Regions from separate parts of the Homo sapiens genome. Here region 1 is linked to region 2. A link is a contact called in ENCODE Hi-C or POLR2A ChIA-PET data. All regions are on one chromosome and are shown on one strand. Each heading gives the region's core, a stretch centred on a gene start or an enhancer-like site at or near the end of the contact. The rest is flanking DNA. Distances are from core to core; before and after follow the strand shown.

Region 1 (4,795 bases), core at 2,082-4,581, 8.8 Mb before region 2:
TCTCAGTTAAAATTGCGCTGACTGGCTGGGCGTGGTGGCTCACACCTGTAATCCCAGCACTTTGGGAGGCTGAGGTGGGTGGATCCCTTGAGGTCAGGAGTTCAAGACCAGCCTGACCAATGTGGTGAAACCCTGTCTCTACTAAAAATACAAAAATTAGCCAGGCGTGGTAGCGCATGCCTGTAATCCCAGCTACTCGGGAGGCTGAGGCAGGAGAATTGCATGAACCCAGGAGATGGAGGTTGCAGTGAGCCAAGATCGTGCCACGGCACTCCAACCTGGGTGATAAAGCAAGACTCCATCTCAAAAAAAAAAAAAAAAAAGACTGCTCTGACTCACCCACTCATGGTCAGTGGGTGACCGTCTCACCCACTGTAGTATGTTGCCTGATGTTTCAAAATCACTCCTGCTGAGCCACTTCTCCAGTGGCAGAAAAGGAGGTTCACAAATGGGGTGGATTTGCTGGCAAAGCCAGAACTGCAGTTTTGTGACCACCCTCCAAGCCCTCCGCCTCTTACCTGAACCCACGAGGACGTCTGGGTTCCCCAGGGTGACGGCTGCTGTGAAGTCAGAGCCCCGATACTCCCCGTCCACCTGCCAGTTCACAAACTTCGACTGCTGGGTCTGTGGAGAGGAGGGGGTGTGAGGGCGGCTCCCTGCTCACGGTGGCCGAGGGGAGCAGCAGCCTCCGTGCCCCACTCACCTGGATGGCCATCTTGGACCTGAGACCGGGGCCCAGCTGGTGAATGACCTGAGCGTTGAGACTGCCACTGTTGTCCATGTCACCCACCAGTACAGGGAACGCCTGTGAGGCAGAGAGAACGGAAGGGGTCAGAGGTGGTGCACTGTGCAAGTATGTGAGATGGGCCGGGGTGAGAAGCCTAGGGTCAGAAAGCCTCGGATGGGGGTCCCCTCCTCCACGAAGTGCTCTCTGACCACCTAAGCTGAGTTAGGCTCCCCGACCTTTGGGTTCCCCCATGTCAGCCTTGCCCATCCTGGCTTGTTACTCTCTGGGAACAGTCTGTCCCCTGCCCCACGGGTGAGTCCCATGCTGTTTCAGTCATGTGTGCCAGCACAGGGCTGGGCACAGAATGTGTTGTGCAATGAAGGTTTGCAGAATAAACACATTTGCTGAAGGGAAATGACAGAAGCAGAGACCTCATTCAGTCCCCCCAACCCTGTCTGGGCCTCCAGTTTTGCCCTTCCTAATAACTAGCCCCCACATGGCCACCCCAGAGATGCCCCAGAGATTTCTACAGCGGGAACCTGTGGACCACGTCTTTCCCTTGACCAAACCATGCCATGACTCTCCACAACCCCCTAGAGAAAGTCCAAAGCCTAGTCTGGCATTCAAAGTTCTGCATGATCTACAGTCCAGCCCTTTCCACCCTGGGTCATCGCTGTCTGGTGACAGGGTGGCTGTGGCCACATCCCCAGCACTGCTCAGCATGGGGCCAGGCAGAGAGCAGGGGTTTGGCGGATGTTTGCTGGATGAAGGAATTATTTGTGTCCCAGTGCACCTCGGAGAGATGCAATCCCCATCTCCAGGCTCTCGGTAGCTGTGACCTTTTCCTGATGAGGCCGTCTTAGCTTGACATTTGGCTACAAATTTGTTATTAGAAGGATACAATGAATGGATGAAAAAGGAAGCTCACCTCTGTGGGACTCAGCTGCTTTGTCCCCACATATGTGACCCCGAAGTGGTAGTTGGACTCCCCGATTGTGCTGAGGGCTACTGTGTGGTTGACCTGGAAGGAAAGCGAGAGCTGTGACGATACTGGACAGATAGGCTTGCCCACTGAAGAGGGCAAGGACAAGGTCTCTGGGCTGGGCAGGGGATGAAGACTGGGAGGCACGGCCTGACTAAGAGACTCAGAGAAAGGAGGTGCTGCCGGTAGGCCCACAGACCTGTTCCTTCACTCCAGCCTAGCTGCTATGGGGAGACAGTACCTCTGGATTCTAGGTCCCCAAACTGAGTAGTCAGTCTGGCACTATATCTCCGAGTCTTTTCAAGTATCAGGGAGCCCAGCTCTTGAGGGAGGAGTAATTGGGCCGAGTGTGCAGATGCAGGGAGGGGGACGGCGGGGACGATCTCTGGTGGGTAAGGACACCAGGAAGGCTCACCTGAAAATGGTTACTCAACCCTTTGTTGACTGTGAGCTTGACACCCTCCATCTGAATGGGAAACAGCTCTGGAGAAGAGAAACGCTGTCACACTCCACTCCAACCCCACACCAACTCTCATCTCTTCCTTCCCTACCACCCCCAGCTCTCTCCAGAGACCCACAGCAGAACATCTCACAAAGGATTCCACCTGTAAAGAGGCAGTACAGCCTAGTTAGACAGGGCCAGGGCCTTTGCTTGCTCAAATCTCACTGCCACCAAGCTGAGCAACTTTAGGTCAAACTCATCATCTGAAAGATGGGACCCTCACCACACAGAATTGTCCCAAGGATCTAATGAGTTAACGTATAATGAACACCAGAACAGAACTCCATAAATCTCCACCACTACTACTACTCTAATTGCTCCAGGCTGGGATCCGGAGGCTTTGGGTCCCATACCCAAGGAACCTCGCTGACACCTTGCTGACACCGTGACCTTGGGCCTCAGTTGCCTTCCCGATCACAAGAGAAGTCTGGCTTGGCTGATCCCGGGGCTCCTCAGGTCCCTAAAGGCTTTTCTCTACTGCTATGACATTCCATCCCGTTTCCAGCATTTGATTCCATCATTCTAAGCCCCAAGTCCAACGTTCCACCATTCGATCCCAACATCACCTCCTAGTGCTGTTAAATAATTCCAATGGTGCGCGCCAAATCCCAGAGTCCCCAGTGTCCTCCCCCTTCCCCCGAGATCCAGGCCATCGCAGCCCAGCGGGGGCCCCTCGCCCCTCACCCTTGCACTTCCGGTGGCACTCCTCGAATGTGCCCGGGTTGGGCAGGCAGCCGCAGGCCCCATCCTCGGCGGCCCCTGAGGCGCTGGCGGTTGCAGCCCCGGGGGTCCGTTCCGAACTTCGACTCGTACTGGTGCCGGCGCCCAGGCTGCCTCCCAGCGGCGGCAGCGTGAAGCCCGGCGGCGAGGGCGGAGGTGGCGGCAGCCCCACGAGGGCCGGCGCAGGCGGCGGTGGCGGCCCTGCGGGCGGCGAGCTGGCAGCCAACACGTTCCCCATGGTCGCCTGCTAGGGGAGAGGTCAGAGGGCAGAGGTCAGGGCCCGCGCGCCCCCGACTCAGCCCCAGCAAATCCGCACCCGGCTCCGGCCCCGGTTCTCACTGGCGGCGGCGCCTGCTCCCGGCCTGGGCTCCGCTCCCACCCCGTGCGCCACGCGCAACCGAACCCGCTGCCGCCGCCGCCACCACCGTCGCCCCGCCCCACCTAGCCCATTGGTTTAGTGTGCCCTGAGGCCCGCCCACCAGCGTCAAGACTCGGTCTTCCCATTGGACTTGTGCATAAAGTCCCGCCCACTTTCCCTGAAATGTCCTTTTGTATTGGTTCTCACTCGCAGGGTAGCCACGGCGCCCCTCCCACCCTTCCCATTGGCTCGCAGCGCCTGCGCCTATTGGCTCGCGTCGCCGCGGGTTCCGGTGCTAACCCGCCATTGGTCTGTGCTGAGCATTTTGCCACGCCCGCTGAGGCATCGCCCCGCCTCTCTCCTGGAGGAGGCCCTCTTTTGATTCCGCCCCGCGGCGAGGTTGCTGTGATAATTGGTCGGCTTTGACCCTTGCAGCATTTTGATTGGCTCCAGCGTGTACGGGGTCGACCTTGGTGGCGTATCAGCTTGGTACTCTCATTGGCTAACGTTCCAGGGTCGAAGGACAGGTAAAGGTGGGTTGCGCGGCAGAGGCGGCTAGGCAGCAAGGTCAGGCCTCGCGTCCCACCAGGCACCGCGGCAGCCGGGCCCCCACCCCACCTCTGGTTCGGAGTAGCCGACCTAAAACCGGAAGTGCTGGCCCTTCCCAGAGTGCCTCGGGAGAATTCTAATCTGTTCTGCGAACCCTGCGCTGCTCCTCGTTACCCACAATGCCCTCATCACCTCTTAGCGAAACAGTTGCCTTAGACCCACCCCTTTCGTTACCCATCATGCCTCTTGTTCCTCGCGTCACTGCGGCTTCTATCTTTGGCCCATTCATTCCTCTCCCATTACCCATCATGCCTCTGCCCCATTCATTTGAGCTTCATTGCCCAGACTACTTTTAGCTCCAGCCTGCCTGCTCACTTTCGTCGTTCTTCCGGCCCTTCTCTAATTAGCCATCATGTTTTGGATCCATGAACTCCTGTCCGTTACCTCCCTTGCCCCCGGTCCCTATTTTTCCATTATTCATCACTCTGCCTCTGGCCCATTCATTCAGGTTTATTATCCGTCATGCCTTGGGCTCCTATTACAACATTATTCATGATTTTGCCTTTAGTCTACTTTTACTTGCCGTTTATTCATTAAACTTGAGCCTCTTATACTTTCGTTACTGCTTTTTTAATTTTTATTTTTTTAAAGACAAGGTTGGACTCTGTCACTCAGGCTGGAGTGCAGTGGCGCCATCATAGCTTACTGCAGCCTTGAACTTCTGGCCTCAATCGATCCTCCTACCTCAGCCTCCAGAGTAGCTGAACTACAGGTGCGTGCCACCACGCCCGGCTAACTTTCGTAGAGGCGGGGTCTCACTGTGTTTCCCAGGCTGGTCTCTTAACTCCTGGACTCAGTCGAGCTTCCCGCCTCAGTTTCCCGAAGTGCTGGAATTACAGGAATGAGCCACTGCATCTGGCCAATTGCTATTTTTATCTTTGTCCCATTCATCATACT
Region 2 (4,721 bases), core at 460-2,959:
AGGGTGCTGGGTGACAGATGAAGGTGGCTGTTTGCTTTAGAATGGGGTTCGAGAAGGCCTTTCAAGATAGCGACATTCAGGCTGAGACTTGAAGGATGGGAAGGAGCCAGACAGGCAGATTGCAGCAAAAAGCCCAGGCTGAGGACTCACCAATCACAAAGGCCAGGAGGCAGAAAAGAATATGGAGCCTCAGGAAAACCAAAAGCAGGCCAGTGTGACTGAACCTTGGTGACAGAGAGCACATGGGAGGTACAGCCAGAGCCCTGTAGCCAGGAGTGGGCGGTATAATCACAGTGCAGGAGAAAGTCATGGGGCAGGAACAAGCTCCACCAGCAGCTACCAGGTATCCTCCCTTTATCTGGACTCCGTGCCAAGAAGATCACAATTAAAATTTCATTTCCCTCCAATGCAATAGTATAATTTATTTATTTATTTATTTTGAGACAGAGTCTCACTCTGTCGCCCAGGCTGGAGTGCAGTGGCATGACCTCAGCTCACTGCAACCTCCGCCTCCCAGGTTCAAGCGATTTCTCCCGCCTCAGCCTCCTGAGTAGCTGGGATTACAGGCGCGCGCTAGCATGCCGGGCTAATTTTTCTACTTTTTGTAGAGACGGGTTTCACCATGTTGGCCAGGCTGGTCTTGAACTGATCTCAGGTGAACAGCCCACCTTGGCCTCCCAAAGTGCTGGGATTACAGACGTGAGCTACCGCGCCCTACCAGTAGTATGGTTCTTATCATCTCCATTTTATAAAAACAGATTTTGTGCCTACACAGCTGGAAAACAATTTTTTTAATTGCCGCTGTGCTAATGGAATTCCTTCTACCTACTGTGAAATCATTTCTTTCCATTTTTCTGTCTCAGGATTTAGGGAACTGTTCTGTACGCCCTCCTCCCCAGGCAGCACTGCAGAGATTTTATAAATAACTTCTCACGTCTTTCTCATAGTTTTGAGTGACAATATGGATTAAGAATCCCACCTTGGTGAGGAAAAAGGATAGAGATCGCAGAAGGTGAGAGAAGGCGGGGTAGAAGCGAGGAAGAGTTGGGGCAGGTAACACTCTGGACCGAACCCTCGAAGGGACCTTAATGACTCAGCGGGGGCCAGGGCAGTGAGGCTGCAGTGAGCTATGATCGTGACGTCTAAAGGCGATAGAACGGGGGTTAAAATATAGCAGGACTAGGCTGTGATTTACAGAAGCAAAATGCATTTCCACGGGTGGGAACCAGCGAGGAACCCCCGAATTGCTCCAACGCTGAGGGTGGAGCCGGGAAAGCAGCGAGGAGAAAGTGGGAGGGGCCGTGGCTAAAGGGGCGGGGGTTAGGGGACGAGGCATGGCAGGGAACAACCTGAGGGGACTGGCCGGGGGCTGATGTCGGGGCCACAGTTCTCAGGACGGGACTAGGGGAAACCTAGGAAGCCTGGAACTGGGGTAGACATGGCGAGCAGCTTCTCACCCGGTTCTGCACCGTCTCCTCGGAGGCCGTCGAGAGTCGCGTCCGCCGCCGTAGGCAGATTGGTGGGGCGGGGGGCGGGGAGGACTGGCCCCTCCGCGCCGGAACTCCCGCCATGACAGAGGGCAGCTTCTCCCCTGCATCGTTCCGCGCATAGCCTCCGGACCCTACGGCCGCCATCGTCACGCCGGAGGCGGGCGACCGTTACATCCCCTAACCGCCGCTGCCGCCACCGCCACGACCCACTGGAACAGCGAACAGCCGCGGGAAAGCCGGCGCCACCGCCTATTGGACGCGACGGGCCCGGCCTAGCCAATCGCAGGGATGCCGGGCGGCGCTTAGAACCAATGGGGGCGAAGAGGCGGAGCGAGTGCCTGGCGGGGCGGGGCCACAGCCAGTGTACTGGATGCCTGATTAAGCGTCATGGGGTCTTTCATCCAGACTGCGTTTTCATTATTCGCTGAAACATACAGGTTTTAATTTTTACGAGGCTAAGGCCACGGCCGCCTCACCTCGGTTTTTGCCGCCACCTAGAGGAACTATGTGCGCCCCAACGGTTGCCCGGATGTAGGCGTAGGGTGGAGCCGTAAGAGATTGACTAGCCAGTTGATTTGGTTGGCGCAGGCTCAGAAACGCCGTGACGCCGCCCTTCCCCCCAACACGTGATGAAAGTCGGGGTGACGAAGGGCCGGCTTTGCGCAGGTGCACAGTACTCGCTATGGCCCATTCGTCACGTGACGAGGGCGGGACTGTGGCACTGTGGAGGGGCGCCTAGTAGGCAGGCGCTCTCAGCTCTCTCCCCGGTACGTGACGAGACTCCACGGACGTCACGTGAGGCAGGCGGCGAGCGCGGGTGGGGCGGGGTTAGGCGGCGCTCCGCGAGAACCAAAGTGCAGCCGCTGACCCGGCAAAACTCAGCGGGGGCTGGATAGCCATGCCCAAGTACTGCAGGGCGCCGAACTGCTCCAACACTGCGGGCCGCCTGGGTGCAGACAACCGCCCTGTGAGCTTCTACAAGTGAGCGCAGCGCGGGGCGGGGCTTGAGGGAGGCGGGACCCTGAGAGGGGTGGGGCCCGAGCATTAGTGCTGCTGTGCGGGGCTTCTGGTCTTGCTTGAGGGTGTTAGGAAGTGGGGTTAAACCATGAGGAGATGGCCTTCCTGGCAGTGTCCATTGCACATACAAAGGTGCAGGCGTGGGAAACAGGAGTAGACGATTGACTACAGATAGCGAGCGAAGCGAGCCGAAGAGTGAAAGGGATGTAAGAAGTGAAGTCGGTGCAGGCTGTTAGAGAGCCTGCAGATGCCCACTTGCCCTCCCCACGCATTTGAGCCATCTGAAACTCAGAGCATCCGAAACTGAGCTTGCGATCGTGTCTCCCCAAAACCTTCCAGTCTGTCTTATCTTAGTAGCGTGCTTCATTCTTCTTGTTGCTTAGGTTTAAAAAATGTCATCCTTACCTCTTTCGTCATACTTGGGAAAGTCAGAATTAGCTTCGACTGTAAAAGATCTGTCTCCTTATTTATCTGGCTGACATAAGCCAGTTGGTGGAAGAATTACTAGGAAAAAACATTTCTTTGCTTTTTTTTTTTTTTTTTTTTGAGACAAGATCGCTTTGTCGCCCAGGCTGGAATGCAGTGGAACGATCACAGCTCACTGCAACCTCGACCTCCCGGGCTCAAGTGATCCTCCCACCTCACCCTACCAAGTAGCTGGGACCAGAGGCACGCGCCACCATGCCTGGATAATTTAAATTTTTTTTTTTTTTTTTTTTTTTTTTTTTTTTTGCCAGGCTTGGTGGCTCACGCCTGTAATCCCAGCACTTTGGGAGGCCGAGGCGGGCAGATCACCTGAGGTCAGGAGTTCGAGACCAGCCTGGCCAACATGGTGAAACCCCGTGTCTACTAAAAATACAAAAATTAGATGGGCGTGGTGGCTCATGCGTGTAATTCCAGCTACTCCGTGGGCTGAGGCAGGAGAATCGCATGAATCCAGAAGGCAGAGGTTGCAGTGAGCCAAGATGAGGCCACTGCAATCCAGCGTGGGCAACAAGAGTGAGACTCCGTCTCAAAAAAAAAAATTTTGTTTTTAAAGAGAGAGATGGGATCACCCTATGTTGTCCAGTCTAGTCTCAAACTCCTGGGCACAAGCAGTCCTCCTGCCTCGGCCTCCCAAAGTGCTTGGATTACAGGCGTGAGCCACTGCACCCAGCCAGGAAAAAATATTTCTCTTGGACATACTGCAGATGTAAAGTGGCAGAATTCCCATCCTTTGAGTGTCTACTGCTTTCTTAGTAGGAAACTTTGGTTGTCTAAAGTCAGAGATGATCACAAACTTTGCTGTTTGAAATCACATCAAGTAAGAATGAAACATCTCACTTTTGCTTGGAGGAGCTAAGTCACTTTGACACAGAAAAGCAGTCCCTATTTACAATCCAGGTTTGGAGCTTCAGATAAGGACACAATATTCTACATCTATGTAAACTTTATTGCATCTGAGAAGACAAACCCTGGGCCCACTTCACCATCCGGACCTGATATTGATCCCTTTACACACAGTTCTGATTTGCTTTGAGGCAATCTGAACACTGCTTAGTTTACATTTCACCTAAAAAATAACTCTGTTTGTTGAGACTCCCTCACAAAACAAAGGCCCATAGGGCCTATGGCAGTGGTCCCCAACCCTTATGGCACCAGGGACTGGTTTTGTGGAAGACAGTTTTTCCACGGATGGGATAGGGTTGGGGGAATGGTTTTGGGATGAAACGCTTCAGATCATCAGGCATTAGATTCTCATAAAAAGCGGGCAACTGGCCAGGCACAGTGGCTCATGCCTGTAATCCCAGCACTTTGGGAGGCCAAGGCGGGCAGATCACGAGGTCAGGAGATCGAGACCATCCTGGCCAACATGGCGAAACCTTGTCTCTACTAAAAATACAAAAATTAGCTAGGTGTGGTGGCACATGCCTGTAATCCCAGCTACTTGGGAGGCTGAGGCAGGAGGATCACTTGAACCCAGGAGGCAGAGGTTGCAGTGAGCCGAGATTGCGCCACTGCACTCCAGCCTGGCGACAGAGTGAGACTTCATCTAAAAAAAAAACCAAAAAACCCAAAAAACAAACAAACAAAAAAAAAATGGAGGGCAACCTAGATCTCTCACATGCACAGTTCAGAATAGGATTCACACTCTTGTGAGAATCTAATGCTGCTGCTGCTCTGACAGGAGGCGGAACTCAGGTGGTAATGCGAGCAGTGGGGAGTGGCTGTAAA

Evidence for each region. Hi-C counts contacts between places; a loop is a spot of excess contacts on that map. ChIA-PET counts read pairs that join two places held with the same protein, here RNA polymerase II (POLR2A). Pooled maps may share reads with other maps.
Region 1: a loop to region 2 is called in a map of naive thymus-derived CD4-positive, alpha-beta T cell, with 18 times the contacts of the local background. The contact joins the promoter of TOMM40 here to the promoter of WDR62 in region 2. A Hi-C loop is called at or near these places in 1 of 168 maps with a recorded cell type or tissue (naive thymus-derived CD4-positive, alpha-beta T cell) and 5 of 50 pooled maps. POLR2A ChIA-PET finds 5 or more read pairs at or near these places in 1 of 52 experiments (WTC11).

The regions. Positions count from the first base shown.
Region 1 is chr19:44,889,790-44,894,584 of GRCh38, reverse strand. It overlaps TOMM40 (translocase of outer mitochondrial membrane 40), which reads right to left and starts at 3,331. Exons shown (of 9, transcript NM_001128917.2): 1 at 2,896-3,331; 2 at 2,125-2,192; 3 at 1,656-1,748; 4 at 704-805; 5 at 519-624. The coding sequence starts at 3,169. RefSeq lists a silencer at 2,995-3,634 and enhancers at 3,945-4,104, 4,274-4,775.
Region 2 is chr19:36,051,885-36,056,605 of GRCh38, reverse strand. It overlaps WDR62 (WD repeat domain 62), which reads right to left and starts at 1,709. Exons shown (of 32, transcript NM_001083961.2): 1 at 1,458-1,709. The coding sequence starts at 1,634. THAP8 (THAP domain containing 8) reads left to right here and starts at 2,321. Exons shown (of 4, transcript NM_152658.3): 1 at 2,321-2,471. The coding sequence starts at 2,389.